2 separate regions of the Mus musculus genome follow, and region 2 is linked to region 1. A link is a loop called in an ENCODE intact Hi-C map of the cell type or tissue named here. Cell type or tissue: left cerebral cortex. All regions are shown on one strand.

Region 1 (8,000 bases):
TCAGACTCTCTCCATGTTTTGTGCATTCAATTTTAGCTTACCCATTTTCTTCAGTGGTGAAATATTCATGGAACACTATGGTGGTTTAAAGTGGGTGATATCTCAGGCTACACACTGACTTAAAGAAGATTCCTATTGCGGGTTGTTGAAATAGTTCCCAGAAACACAGGTATAATTTTAAATATTTCCTGCATTTGAACACAACAATGTATGTTCAAACAGACGTGCTGATTCACTGTTTAAAAAGTAAGTCAGTAAGTAGTTTGAGGCTTCAGACTCTGAGGATATAAACCAGGATTGATGATCTGGGCTGGAGTTTAAATCCCTGAAAAGGATTCTCACTTGTGAAGGAGCTTTGTGAACAAAACGTCTTATTTCCAAACTTTGAAAACATGGAAACTGAAGAAGAAAAAGGTTCCTATTTTAAATCACTCGAAAGAAAAATCAGACTGCTGGTTGAGGATTCCTTTGCTTCTACTCCATCTAGTGGCCATATTTGGAAGTGCCCCTGGTTGATGGTACAGGGGCTGGCTCTGTCTTTGCTGAGTGTATGTTAAATACCAACCTGCTGCTTTTGTGTGAAAGCAGGAAGGGGTGGGAGATGTGTCACTTGAACAGTTCTACACTTCTAATAACTGCGGCACCTACAAAAAAACACAGAATCTACTTCCCTCCAAAAAGTAAATGAAAAAAAAAAAAAAAAAAGTGGAAAACCGGAAAAGCTCACTAGCTCAATCATGTTCATTCATTTAGCAGAGTTTTAAGGTAGGAGTTCTTAAAGATGAGGAATTCTCATGTATCTGCTTTCCCTTAACAAACATAATCCAATCTCAGGAGAAGTGGGCAGGGTCCTTTCTCCCCCACCCCTCATTGGATACGGAAGGATTGTTTTGTTCCCAGCACCTACATTAGGTGGCTGACAACTGCTTCAGACTCCACATTCTAAGGACTCACACCTTCTTCTGGACTTCATGGACACTAGTACATGTGTTTATGACCTACACACATACAACCAAATACATACACACACACACACACACAGACACACTCGCACACTGGGATTCTTAATTTTGATTTTGCCTACTTCTGCCTTCTCGCACTCAGACCTAGGACAAGAGTTAATCTTACATCGCACTGAAGGGTTTTAGGAAAAATTCAGATCTGTTCCTGAGAGGGTTAGAAAGACATAGTCCCATAGCTGAAGAATGCCCCTGTCTTCCCACACACACAATGGCTGCTGCTGTGCTGTTTGCTCTTAAACAACCTCAGTGGAATGAGTAAGCTCTCATTATCCCCTAAAGGATGCAAAATGACATGTAATCCTATTACACACCTTTTAAGACATAGGACCACAGCCTCCAATACTCAGTGGCGTACGCTTGCTCAGACTTAAGATTCTCAGCTCGGTGCCCTCAGCAGTTCCCTGAATGCACTGACTGCCCTGCTGATAGTCAGCAGACAGCTGGGCATCGGGCAAGCTTTGAATTGTTGTTTCAGTCATTTCAGACCTCTGGAACCGTGAGTGGGTCAGCTCGAGGGGTGGTGTGTTCTCACCACTGGAGGCAACCACGTGATACCTGTATGACCCATGGACAAGCATAATGTAAAGGAAGTGAATTCAAAGCTTCGTACAGTGACAGCTACATAAACCATAGGTGTTTGGCTGGAAAACTGCCAAGGGTGTGCAACCATGTAACTGCCACTGGGGCCACCAGTAAAACTTCTCTGGTACCCCTCATGTCCTGGTTCCCTTCCAGTTTTACAGGGACCAGGATGCACACTCACATTAAACATCAATGGATCGATAGAATGAAGAGCTGATGTAGTGCAGTAAAGTGGACGGTTTGTGTTCTTGAGAGGGCAGGCTGTCACCAGAGCACATGCCACGTGATTCCTGTGTGTATGGGACCTGCCACCCAGGTCACCTAAGTGTTCTTATTATATAAGGGAAATGTTATTTTGAAACTTTATATATTTTACAGGTAAAAAAAATGAGAATCGATTTTTGTTTTCAGTATTCCATTATGAGGACCCCCATTGTTCCTTGCTTCAAATTTTAGCTGAGGGGAGTAATCACACCGAAGGAATGATAGAAGGTCACGTGGTAAGGAACTGGAAGTCTAATTGTCATTTTGTTCTCAGGCCTCTATAAAACCAAAGTGTGGCCGAATGATCAGCTTCTCGTCTGGCGGCGAGAACCCTCATGGCGTGAAGGCGGTCACCAGAGGCCAGCGCTGTGCTGTGGCACTATGGTTTACACTGGACCCTCTTTACCGAGAACTGGTGAGTCCACACCAGGCTCTCTGGATTGACTACTCTGTAAAGTCCTTTGCATCATCCCTAAGTCTGTAGTGGCTTTTGCAGTAAGATTTGGGGAAAGCGGAGGGGCTGGGAAGGAAGTTTTGTACCCAGTTGAATTCTAACTGTGAAGACATGTGCAGAAATAGATCCACTAGCGCATCTTCGTTGTCACAGCAAATGTTGACTATTGAACTCACTGGCACCATTGTACCATGGTACCAGTGGACCACGGACAGACAGACAGGGACTTTCTCCTGGTCATGAGTAAAGTTAAAAAAGCATTCAAACAACTCTGACTAGTTCATGCAGCATGCATGGGAAAGACGAAAGAGACCTGGAAGACCATTAGTATTTGCTACACTATTAAGTTGAATTTTAAAATAACATTATATTTGAAGTGTCCGGGACACTCACTGTTTCAATCTGTCAAGAGCCCTGCAGTTCAGACCAGCAGGCAGAATAGAAACTCCAGGGAGAAAGCAGTCCATTTCCTTTAGGGAGTACCTTCCAAGTCCTTCTCTTGACTCAGTGATATCATCAGCTTAAAAATATCCATCAGAGCGTCACCATAGCTCAAGAGACTGAGTGTGGTGGTCACTAAGGGTAGATCTGAAGCTGACACAGAAGTCTACTGATGACTTCAGAGTCTACTGAAGAGCTGAATGTCGATAAAGTGTTTTACACCTTTAAAGGTTTGTTTCTTGTTATTGTAGCATCTCTCTAGGTTGAACTGGTTGTACTGAAACTCACAATGTAGACAAGGCTACTTTTGAACTCACAGGGATCCTCCTGCCTCTGCCCCCAGTGCTGGAATTTAAGGGATGCACTAAATAGAGCTAAACATGCTTTCTTTCTTTAAATTATGTTTGTGTGTGCACATCTGTGAGTGTAAGTGGAGTTCTGACGAGGACACCTATCCCCCTGGAGTTGGAGTAAGCCACCAGACATGGCAGTTGGGAACTGAAAACAAGGCCTCTGAAAGGACCCTATGCATCGTAACCAAGGTCATCTCCCAGCCCCCGAAATTCTAGCCTTAAAATGATGTGCATAGTTTTCCCTTTAAATTTCTAAGCTAAACTAAATCCAGTTTCAGCAGCAGCAGCAGGAGTTTGAAAAGAACGTTTTATTTTTGTCTACACCCTCAAAACACTTTCTCTTCACGTCTAGGTAGGGCTTTAGGTCAGAACTGAACAGAAGATGAACAGAAGAAAAGTACAGGGGAGGTCGGCAGCCAGGAAAGGCGCGCACCTCAGTAGCATCTTATGTCGGGGCTGTAAGAACAGCTTGCACTAGCTCAGACACAAAGAAAGACAAAAAAGGCACCAATGGCCAGAACCTAGCAGAGGCCAGATAACTTTCTAGGATGTGTCGCATCCTCCTTCCCCTGTAGTTTCTCTTTCCCTGTGTTTTTAATCTACAAAATGCCAGCACCATTGCTCTATGCAAAGGTCTAGACAGCAAATTGTGGAAAATTCGGCACCCTACTTTAGTACTAATTTTATATCCGCCACTCCATCACAATAAATTGTAGCATTTTATTAAAAAAGTTAATACATAACTTGTTCACAGCTCCTTCCTACTCAAGACACTTCAACACCAGTGTTTATGCTACATGGAAAAGTACTAAGAAACTTCTCCAGTGTGCAGGCTTTAGTGCCATCTAGTGGTCAGAGTAGGAACTGACAAGCACCTCGTAGAATTGCTAGTTGAAAACTTTCTACTCTGGATAAACTTCCAGGAATCACCTGAGAGTCTGATCCCTAAAACACTAATGCCTGATTCCCACCTTCAGATGTGTGTATCTAACTATTTCCAGAGCTTTCTGAGTACCAGGAGTTTAAAACTTCCCAGGTGCTTCTATAATGTAACAAAATTTGTGAATCCCTGGTTTAAACACCAACTTAGGATTTCTGAACTCAGAAAACCTGTCTAAGAAAAGTAGCAGATTCTCTATATAAGTTACTGTATGGTGCATGGTTGTGCATGTCTTTACTCCCAGCACTGAGGAGCAGAAGCAGGTGGATTTCTGAGTTTCAGGCCAGCTTTGTCTACAGAGTGAGTTGTAGTACAGCCAGGGCAACTAAGAGAAAACTCTGTCTCAAAAAATAAAAAATCATATATATGTGTTATGTGTGTGTGTGTGTGTGTGTGTGTGTGTGTGTGTGTGTGTGTGTGTATCAGTGTGTGTGTGAGAGAGAGATCAAAAGAAAGAAAGAAAGAAAGAAAGAAAGAAAGAAAGAAAGAAAGAAAGGAAGGAAGGAAGGAAGAAAGAAAGAGAAAGGAAGGAAGGAAGGAAGGAAGGAAGAAAGAAAGAAAGAAAGAAAGAAAGAAAGAAAGAAAGAAAGAAAGAAAGAAAGAAAGAAAGAAAGAAAGAAAAGAAGAGAGAGAGAATCTTTAGGGAGTATTCAGTCACATACATACATACATACATACATACATACATACATACATAAGATATTAGATGGTCTGTAGACATCTGTCCCAGCACTTGGGTTTCTTCCCTCTTCTTTTTCTTTTTATTAGATATTTTCTTCATTTACATTTCAAATGCTATCCTCAAAGTCCCCTATACCCTCCACCACCCTGCTCCCCTACCCACCAATTCCTGCTGGCCCTGACATTCCCCTGTACTGGGGCATATGATCTTCCCAAGACCAAGGGCCTCTCCTCCCATTTATGGCCGACTAGGCCATCCTCTGCTACATATGCAGCTAGAGACACAGCTCTGGGGGGTACAGGTAACAGACCCCTTCAGCTACTTGGGTATTTTCTCTAGATCCTTCATTAGGGGCCCTGTGTTCTACCCGATATATGACTGTGAGCATCCACTTCTGTATTTGCCAGGCACTGAAATAGCCTCACAAGAGATAGCTATATTAGGGTCATGTCGGCAAAATCTTTCTGGCATATGCAATAGTGTCTGGGTTTGGTGGTTATATAGGTTTCTTCCTTCTTAAGAGAAGCATGTACTGAGAGTTTCTTGTGGTCATCAAATGTGAAAGCTTTGCATGTGTGTCAGCTTGCTGAGCCCCATGCTTTCAGATGTAACGATGCAGTTTTCCATTATTTAGTATCTCTGCCTGTATCGTTATTAACTCCCAGCTCCTACCTGGCAAGAGCTTTCTTTTCAAGTCAGAACACAGTTATTCTTATAACTTAGTATGCTGAAAACTGTACTAGGACCTGGCAAAGGGGAACAGAAACTGGACAGGACAAAATTCCTGCTTTCATGGAACTTAATGTCAAGCCAGAGAGATGATAACAGGGACCCACATTATTAAACAACTGGGCAAGTTTTTTAAGAATTGTCTGCAGTAAATGATCACTTAGGGACATAAAGAATCAGTTAGGGAAGGTTTAATTTGGGAATTAAATGTAGGCAATAAGATTTATAAGCTGAGCATCCCTGGGGAGATGCACTCTAGGCCTTCATTCCCATAAATACTTCTCTTTTCATATAATAGAGCCCTTGACAAGAGGTAGTAGGTTTTCTGGGCACTGGAAATATTTCAGTGACCACGACAATGAGATCCTTCTCTCTCCTTTTTACAACCTAAAAGAAGAATAAAGGACTGCAAATAAGCAAAGGTGTGTAAATAATCAGATTTATTACAACAGCAATACACCTATTGCTATATTTTATATATAGTCTATATAAAAATAGAATAACATAACTGACTTAACAGTAGATATTAGACGAACTATTTACAAATGCAGGATATGTGAGCCAACTACAAGGAACACTGGAAGAGAGGGAGGATGGCTTGCAGAAGACCGGAGGTTTGGGGTAGTGTACTTGAGAAACAAAACTGGATGGGGAGGCAGCTCAGGGTTGCAGCACACGCCTTGCATGTGCTTAGCTTCTGGACCCTATCCCTAGCACCAAGAAAACAAACAAACAAACAAACAAACAAACAAAAAACTGAAAACACAGCCCACAGAATGAAGGCCAAAGTAGCCAGAACGGCGTGTTTTCTAAAAGGAGCGTTGAATGTAAGGGTGAGAAGGAGCCAGGGGCAGTGTTTCACACTTCATATTAGGCTGGTGGACTTTTTTCTAGCTGCTAAGAAGCCATTGTGGCCATCCTTCGCTCCTCACACCCTTGTAAGCTCCCCTAGTCGTAGGGGATGACTACACGGAAAAGATGACATTAGCCAACATGTCGACTTAGATTAGAGGAGTACCACAGGTCACAAGGGTTTAACTTCAAGGGGAGGTTGCCTTGGAAGTTTAAGAAGACCTGCTGTCTCTATGCTGCACTGGTACAGGGGTAAAAGAAAACACAGACTATACTGGGAGTCTTCGGGGGGAAGGGGTGTATTTCAAACCAGGGCTGGGAAGCTATTTTGAGAATGAATACTCAGAGACTTTGAGGTAACCAAAAGTTTTAGTATAAGGTGGGCAACAGAGGGGCAGCACACAATATAACTGAGGAAGAAAAAACAATATTAAAAATCTGAAAGCTCACCAAGTAAACAGAACCAGGAACCAACAGAAGAATGGTGAGTGCCATGTGGAACAGTGTTGCAGTTAGACTTAAGGGAGATTGTCTACCAGGAGCCTGAACAAGGAGGGAAATTTGTTTGGAACCTTCTAGAATACCCAGTGAGAAGAATCTGAATGAGTTACTCTTAAGATGTAGCGCTTAGCTATTTAGAGGACCTTTCACAATGTCCAGACACAGTTTTAGTTCCCACAATGTGGAGACATCTTCTAGACCAGGGATGTTAACATTAGCAGTATACAGGAAAGTTTCTCTGTCTCTGTCTCTGTCTCTCTCTTTCTCTCTCTCTCTGTCTCTGTCTTTGTTCCCTCAAATGTCAGTAGTACCATGTCTGAGAAACTCTGTCCTTCATTCTCCATTAAAAAGACAGGGACAGACACAGGACACAGAAAGACAGGGCCAAAAACCTTATCAAGTGTGGGAGATCAGGACCAGGCTTTTCTGGCAAAAGGTGAGTATTCTTTTCTGAGAGACACTGAGCTAAGTAAGAGATGATGATGCCTGGGAGACAGAAAGGGTAGGAAGCCAATGAATAGATGAAACATCTTCTGTAAGAGCCATCTCGGAAAGTAATTGCATAGAATGTGGGGATGTGTGAAGAGCGTACCGGTTTGGCTGAAGTAGGCTTATCCCTGTCTGGGTGTTGCACCAATCTGTGCACAGATGGCTGGCTGGAAATGTTGGGGAAGCATCTGCTGCCCGGGCTGGTTATTACACTTGTACCAGAAATGTGTCAATTGTCTTTTTGCAGGAGCGGATACAGGCAGATGAAGTGATTGCCATCTTGGATCAAGAACAGCGCGGGAAGCATGGACTGAATATTAACCCCAAAGATGAGCTATAGAAAAGAGAGTGCTCTATTGAATATTTATTTAAATAGATGATCTTATGAGAACCTTTTTATTTTTGTACAGAGCCGTAGTATAAATTAACAGGATACTAAGAGTCGTTAGATTTCTCCCCCTGTTCCCAACTTCGCTTCATTTGCTTTCTTCTGGTCTTCATTGTTTTGCTTCAGTTCATCATTCAGAGCCCATTCACACCCTCAAGCACACACCGCACTGAGTCACAACACCCACACTCTTCATGTCACACCAGTAAACATGCAACAGAATTTACACTACAGAAGTGCACACAGGCCATGTACACATGGCACAAACTCCCAAATACGCCACACATACATAAGACAAACATA
Region 2 (8,000 bases), 410 kb before region 1:
CTATCTATCTATCTATCTATCTATCTATCTATTTATCTATCTATCTATCTGCTATCTATCAATCTCACACCTATCTAGTGTGTAACATGTATATTTGTGTAGGTGCATTTGTGCCATGGTCAGCACATGGAGATCAGAGGAAAATTGGTTGAAGCAGTTTTCTTCTATCCTGTGGGTCTAGGGAGTTAAGCTCAGGCCATTAGACTTGACAACAAACACCCTTATGCTGAGCCATCCCACAGGCCTCAGACCTACATACTTTGCCATAAAAAAGACTGTGCCATTAAGTGGGATTTTAACAGACTCAAGGCAGGAAAGGGTTTTTCTGAACAACCATGAGGATCATTTGCAAATGACAGGGAGAGACAGTGTAGTGAGTCTGATCTTTGTAAGTAATAAGAACTGCCATTTTCTATTAGTTTATCATACACTAGGCAATTAACATGGGTTAGCCTTTTCAATACCCATTTCAACCTTAGACTTGGATTCATTTAAAAGAGGACAAGAGTGTTATGTTAATTTCTCAAGTTCCTCTACAAGTAAGTGTACCAGGGTTCACAAAGTTGGTGCTTTAAAAACATTTTTTGAAATTCAAATATAATTACCTCACTGTTCCTTTCCTCCCCAGCTCTCTTTCATATACCTCCTCTCCCTTGTTTTCTCTCAAATTCATAACTTCTAGCCTCTTTTTTATTGTTGTAAAACACACACACACAAACACACACCACACACAGAGACACTTTTAGTCCTTAATGTATAAAGATAACAATTACTGAAAAACTACAGCTGATCAGAAGTTAGAGATGAACTGCTGTGTGGTGGACAGCCCCAACTGTTTCATCTACAAAATAACTTCTGAACCTAAGACTCAGGGAACATCACAAATGATGTGGCAGAAAGACTGTAAGAGCCAGGGGATTGGGGTATCTGCTGGGTGTGAGATTACATCTCATAGAATTGCCGGGAATGCTCCAGTTGGGTATTCAATACCATATGATCAACCTTGTAATTCTATATACACAAGTAACAATATCCCAAACGGCTGATGCTTTTTAGCTACAACCCTTCACTACCATCTCAAAAGCGATTAGCAGTTTCAAAGGATGTTTTAAGATATCTTTAGGTGTGGAACAATGGTTTGTAGAATTGGGAACCTTCATATCCTAACACTAGAATTCATGCTATATTTTCACATTTGAATATCTGCTCCCTGACACAGCAGATTGTTCGGTGGTGTGTCTATCTGTTCTGTATTTCCTTCCCAAATCATTTTAAAGGGAGTCATAAGCCTGAACAGAGGCCATCCCTAAGTTAAAGGTTTGCATCCCAAAGCGTTTGTCCTTTCAGCAACCAGAGAACATCACAGTGCCCCTTGCCTTCCTTTGTCAACATTCTCTTCTGCATCATTGGTCTCTTGCTTCTGTGTGTCTGTATGTGTGTGTGCGTCTGTCAGTGTGTGTCTGTCTATGTGTGTGTGTGTGTCTACATGTGTGTGCCAGACTACGTGTGTGTGTGTGTATGTGTCTGTCTGTGTGCACCAGAGTGTATGTGGTATGTGTATCTGTCTGTATCTGTGTGTGTCTGTGTGTGTGTTTGTCTGTCTGTCTGTCTATGTGTGTGTCTGTGTCTGAGTGTGTCTATGTGTATGTGGTATATGTGTCTGTGTGTGGTATGTGTCTCTGTGTGTGTGTGTGTGTGTCTGTATGTGTGTTTGTCTGTCTGTCTGTCTATGTGTGTGTCTATGTGTATGTGGTATATGTGTCTGTGTGTGGTATGTGTCTCTGTGTGTGTGTGTGTGTGTCTGTATGTGTGTTTTCTGCTGGTCCTCAGGCTCACTGAGTCCAAGCATCAATCATGTAAGTATGTGCAGTAGCCATAGGACTCTTTGATGTTAGCTTATACACCGCTCCCCCACCAGCACCACCACCAATTCTCCAAGCTGAGACTCATGACATTCCAGAAAGAGCCTCCGTTGGGGAGCAACAGAGACTAGGAAGGGACTATCATGATGCAGTATATCTCTCACTGCCTGGACCAAGACAAACAAAATAGGAGGTAGAGAAAAAAAATCTACCCGTGCTCAGTGTGCTTGGGGCTTCTAGAGAAATATTATAGAGGTCAGGTTCAAGACCAGGACTCTAGAGCAGAGTTGCCATGGGGGGTGTCAACACTGTATGTTACCAAATGTGACCCTTAGGTAAGCAAAGTGACCTCTTACCTTATTCCCTCACATAGAAATATGGGAACACTGAAGAGACTGAGCTTAGCCCCTGACAAGGTTGTACTGCTCACAAGTGTCCTCTGTAGGCAGGTGATGACTGAGAAGTCAATCCCTACTTTTATTGATTGCAAAACTGAGGCAGAAAAAGGGAAGAATCTACATGCAGTCACATGGCAGATTTACTTTCTTAGACTGCACTAGGACTTTGACCGCACCACTGGCAGCCTTTTCTAGAACCTTCTGGCTCATGTTATTGCCTTTATTACTTATGCTTTAGATATGAAAAGCTGATGTTTGTGGGTTGTTTTTCTTCTCAAATTAATGGATTTAGACTGAACTATTATCTCATCTGTTGCTCCTCTGAGGCTAGGGACAGAAAACTAGACGGGATTAGGATGTCGAGGTGAGCACAGAGCAGCAGAGTGGGAAAGCTCACCGCAGCCGCCCAAACACAGTTGTGGGAAGCAAAATAGTCAGCCTTGCACAGATCTGGATTCAAAACAAAACAAAACAAATCAGAAGCCATGCCTCTAATCCCCTGCCAACTGCGGCTTCGTAGAAATGGGTCCTCAGGCACAACTACATAGATGAATTCAAATCTTATTTTTTGAAAGGGGCGCTGAAAAACTGCAGCAGAAATGGATACGATCATATGATCTCACATAGTGCACGTCTTGAGGGAATTCTGTGTTCTAAGCATGATTGACATTTCATCTGCCTGAACAGACACTAGATACCAGGGGAATATTCCTCTGAACTCACAGAGTAGTACTGCCTGCAGGCTGAGGGCGTGAGGGCACAAGTCAGCCAGGGCCTGGCCTACCTACAGATCTTATTTAGAGATCTTTTATGTTTGGAAAACAGCTGGGAGCAGGAGCAGGACAATGAATACTTGTTCAAATCTTGCTATCTCCTGTCTGAGTTCTGTTGTCATCACTACTCCCTAAGTCCCTGACTACAGCAGATCTGAGTCTTTATCCTTAAGCATTGACAAAGCTGGTCTGAGAACAGTGAGCATGGGAGTGAGGGCAGTAAGGCTTTGTTTGTCGTTCTATTTTGTTTTTCACATAACTTTCTTGTGGCAAGCTTGTACTTTCCTTAGCATGCATGGAAGCATCCCTTGTTTTCACTCATGTGTTTATTTCTGCCCTCAATTCTCCTGTTTTTACTAAATCCATAGAAGCCTCTCTTTCCACCGTACTCACACCACAGACAAAATAACAGCTGAGAAAACATTTTAATTATTCTCAACCACAATGTGGGCTTCTGTGTAGCAACAAGCAAGGAAGCTGTACAGACCCAGAGAGGACAGCAAGAGGCAGCCTAGGTCAAAGCCTGGGGAGATTACTGCCAGCTCCAAAGCCAGAGACTAAGTTCTACTAGGATGCATCCAAGTGTCTCTCTTTCTCCTGGAAGAGAATGTGGAGGAACTTGCTGAATTCCATCTGATAAGTCTTTGCTGGTCAGGCATCTCAGATAAGGAGTTACTATGCTAAGCAAATTGCTTTAAGGAAAAAGTGTATGTGTATGTGTATGTGTATGTGTATGTGTATGTGTATGTGTGTATATGTGTGTCTGTGTGTTTGTGCCCGTGCATGCATGCATTGGGTGTGTCAGATAGTGGACTGCATTTTCAAAAGGAAAATAAAAACCCAAAAGACAATATATATATATATGCAGTGGAAAGCACACAGATCTAAGAGTGTACTAGAAACCTGCCCTGAGGCACTCTCCGGTTAGCTCTTCTCTAATCTATAAAGTTTCAACATCTCTGAGACCCATGGGAGAAATGGGAGAAATCTAATGGAATGACCTTAAGGAACAGAAGGGAGCAGAGGGCCCCTAAAAGAGAAGGAACTATCAGACAAGAGGTGCCCAAGGGTGAAGGGAATATAGAAATATCGAGTTAGACACATTTCCTGAATAAAATACTGGGAATATACTAAAAAATGAAAATAGGTTTCTAGTTCCCCCCAGTTTTTCCATCTTTATGTGTTGTTTTTGCATTTACACAGATGAGGTAACTTTTATTATTAGTTAATTACGGAGTGAAATGAAGAAAATGCCTATCAAGTGCTAGGAGAGACACGAAGGGAAGAGGTTAGGGATGCCTGATTCTCTTCAGATGGTCCCCAGGTAGCCCACGGGGCATCATCATCCACCACGGAGCTGGCCTGCGAGGACCTTTGTGGGGATTCGGCCACGAAACCACCAGGGGGCGCTGCATGCCGGGAGGGGCGGAGCTGCTTTAAATCACAGCGCCGGGCGGTTCAGCGTCTCAGAGAACTCTGCCACTTCTCACTTCCAGACTCCACCACCGCCTACCCGGACCAGAAGCCAGGAGCCTCGCCCCGCAGCTGCACAGAGAGCAAGGGTATAGGCACTAACTTGTTTGCAGAGACCCCATCACCTTCGGGAGCTCAGGTGCGCACCTTGCAAACTCCACTTTCTGCATCTGCCACTGAGCCCGCGGGAGCCTCGGAAAGAGCCATGGCCAACGCGGGGCTGCAGCTGCTGGGTTTCATCCTGGCTTCTCTGGGATGGATCGGCTCCATCGTCAGCACTGCCCTGCCCCAGTGGAAGATTTACTCCTATGCTGGGGACAACATCGTGACCGCTCAGGCCATCTACGAGGGACTGTGGATGTCCTGCGTTTCGCAAAGCACCGGGCAGATACAGTGCAAAGTCTTCGACTCCTTGCTGAATCTGAACAGTGAGTGCACCCTCATCCTCCAACTCCCCACTCCCTATCCTTGGACTCTCCCCCACCCTCTCTACCCCCACTCCCCAGCCTTGGAGCCCTTGTCCTCTGTAGTAGCTTCATTCAGCCCAGAGGCTACCCTCGAAATTGGTCAAGGCTTTTCAGCATGTGCTCTGTCCTGATAAAGCAGAAAGAACCCAAGCCCTAGGTTAAAGCCCTAGATTTGCCTCTAACTCTCTACTTGGCACCTTCTGCCCTTTTAGGTGTGATTTTTTTTTTGTCTCAAATTCTAATCAAGGTGGGTGGAGATTGGGAGAATGAAGACCACTGTGGAACTTAGGTTCTTGGGCCTCTTCTGCACATTCATTCTAATAGGGTTTGAACAAGAAAACGGCACACTTTGGGTAGGTTTACAAGCGTTAACTAGATGATTCTGAAATATCAAATAAGAAACTTTCTGAGTTGTCTCATGGCATTTCCAACGCACAGCTAAGGTTTACTCTTTGGGTCTTTTGGTTTTCTACCTTGAAGAACCTCTTGAGATCCCCCCCCCCCCGCCCCCAAAGGATGGACTAGGATTTGCAGGAGAGTCAACTTGTGCGGTACAAGTTTAGAATAAGAAGGACTGGTGGCATCTGGGGAGTGGGTCACTGAAGAGAGCTCTTCTGAATAAACTCAGCAGCATGGCAGCAAGAGCGAAGGCACAGAAGGAGGCAGCCTGGTTGAGGTCACCATGTGGGAAGAAGTCTGTGAGGAAAAAGAAAGGCTATTCCCATGTTTTTCCTTCCGCAATGGAATCTCTATGTATTGATGCATTGGTCCTATATGTAAAGTGAGAAAGGCATGCATAGACAGGAGTATCTCTACTGATTCTGGGGAGACGGGTGATAAGATGTATTCGCCTTCACTTTTAGCTAAAACTTTTTTCAGGGCTTTGTCAGAAAGCCATTCAATTCCTACAGGGCATGTTCTCTTCCTGGAGAAATCACATTGGTTGTCCTGCCCTTTACCTCACAGGAGGAAGAGTTCCCTTAGCCTTTGCCTAAACAAAGCTACTCCACAGTCCCCTGGGAATGCTGCTGTGAACAGTGCTGGCATTGTCCCTGACCTATGAGAGTGGAGCTCTTCCTCCTTCCCAACAAAAGCACTTCACTTTACAGTTATGAGACCTGCCACAAATCAGCTTGACACTGTGAGAACCTGTAGAATGTACTCAGCTGGCATGGTTTTGTCTCCACATCTGGACTCCTCTATTAAAAGTAATCTATACATTTGGAAAGCATGTCCTATTTATTACCCTCCCCGGATACACTCAGACTGTTGACGATTGGGAACTAGTCCAGTGGAAAGAAAATGGTGCCAGGCATTTTCAGAACCATATTGTAGACCTGGCAGGTGAGATCTGCTACAGCAAGTCCAGAGAGGGCTTCCTATCAATTTTATTCCTCTAATCCAAATTCTTTATTTTATCAGGTCTAAGTTTCCCAAATGCCTGGATAGAATGATGGTCCATGCAGCAAATATTCAGATCGCTCCTACCCAGAATAATTCATTAAATGGTTGATTGTAATTTATTCCTTTTAAATATACTTATTATATTTCCTAAAACGGTGATAAACACATTGACTATCCTTCCATCACAAGGAGTGTTTAGAAGTGGCTTGTTTGTTGATTTGTTTTAGCGGAAAACAGCTTCCATCTTCTGTTCTGGTTAAAGCTACAGTTTATTCAAGATGGAGCCCAGCAGCCTCTCCACAAACCAATTCCCAGAAGCGTGAGCCTTGACTCACACTTCTCTCCCAGCTGAGCAGTGATTCAGTAGGTGCCTTTGGACCAGGCCCAGAAAACTTGTCTCTGTTTCTCCACCTGAGCCATGGTGTTCACGCCTACCTGATGTAGAGATCTGGTTGGTGATTCACTGGCTGGTTTTGGTATAGTACCATGACGCCTAGAGATGAAAAGGCTTATCTGTGTGTGTATGTGTGTGTGTCTCATGAAGTTTACCTCTCACAAGATGCTTTGAGGTAAGAGGCACAGCTATGGGTTTCCTAATATTGTACTCGTGAACTTTGCCCCAGAGCCCACTTCACCAAAGTATAAGATAGAAGAGTTTCAGTGTTTTGTAACCAGACCTCAAGGGCTACTTCTGTCATATCTGGTATCAGTTGTGAAAGGCACATGACCTTTACACAATATGTACAGTGAGTGCAGTATTATCACGTCCCACGAGAACCACTGGAAATAGCATAAAGAGGCCATACTGTACAGAGCTTTTGCCGAACAGTTTATAGAAATATAACAATAACTTCCTGGAAAAACAATAGCTACACTGTGAATTATAGCCCATAATAGCCCAGAACATTGCCAAGCCCCTGCTTGTGATCATTTAGAGTGACGATCCTTGCAGCTGAAATTTGGGCATACAAAGTACAGGAGTAAATACAGTTATGGTAGACATTTCTTTGTCTAATTCACACATCTCTCTTGGTTTTGATTCCATTCCCAGCATTGTGGAAAGCCAGCTGCCTGTTCCATGTACTTAGCTAATTGCTTCTTCTTGCTTCACTTTAATAACCAGCACGGTCCAAAGACAGGGCTTTCCTAGGAGGCTGCGTGTTGGGAGGTGTGAAGGCAGAGATGTAAGCATTTTTGTGGATTGCAGTTGTGAAGATTCGAGCAGCAGACAAATGGGAGGTTATGCTAGACTCTCTTTAAGTCTCATCTAGCCCTGAACTGCTGTAATTTGTGTATAAGCTACCCCAGCCTGTTGAACTTGCTCTGCATGAATTCACATGTGTGTAGGTGTGCTTAATGAGTATTGGTGGTTGTGAGGTTTCCCAGCACTCTTGCCATGATGTCAAGCTCAGCGGGGGAGCAAAATCCCTGACGGGGTATCTGTGCAGCACAGGCGGAGAGGTGGGTAACCACTCAGGCTTCTCCAGACTCCTTTCTGCTGCTAAATAGACAACATCCAGAAACGCCATGGGTGTGCAGAGTGGAACAAAAGTTAAACAAGAGCCAAAGTCTGAAATGAAAACGTGTGGAGTTCTTGTCCCAGTTTGTCCTGTCCAGGGAGAG

What was found. Hi-C counts contacts between places; a loop is a spot of excess contacts. Peaks named below come from ENCODE experiments on the same cell type or tissue, not always from the same donor. Only the 100,000 strongest peaks of a DNase experiment are listed, where the experiment ranks them.
Region 2: a loop joins it to region 1, with 4 times the contacts of the local background. A loop is called at or near these places in 12 of 42 quality-filtered maps.

Annotation. Positions count from the first base shown.
Region 1 is chr16:25,960,007-25,968,006 of GRCm38, reverse strand. It overlaps P3h2 (prolyl 3-hydroxylase 2), which reads left to right. Exons shown (of 15, transcript NM_173379.3): 14 at 2,143-2,283; 15 at 7,557-8,000. The coding sequence ends at 7,649. Among named protein-coding and RNA genes, the nearest start is that of P3h2, 140 kb to the left of the region's middle. In left cerebral cortex, CTCF peaks have their summits at 496 (motif pointing left) and 3,966 (motif pointing left); DNase peaks (open chromatin) are centred at 486, 3,591, 3,963 and 7,466.
Region 2 is chr16:26,368,338-26,376,337 of GRCm38, reverse strand. It overlaps Cldn1 (claudin 1), which reads left to right and starts at 4,499. Exons shown (of 4, transcript NM_016674.4): 1 at 4,499-4,934. The coding sequence starts at 4,712. In left cerebral cortex, a CTCF peak has its summit at 4,435 (motif pointing right); DNase peaks (open chromatin) are centred at 4,478, 6,780 and 7,510; H3K4me3 peaks cover 753 bases.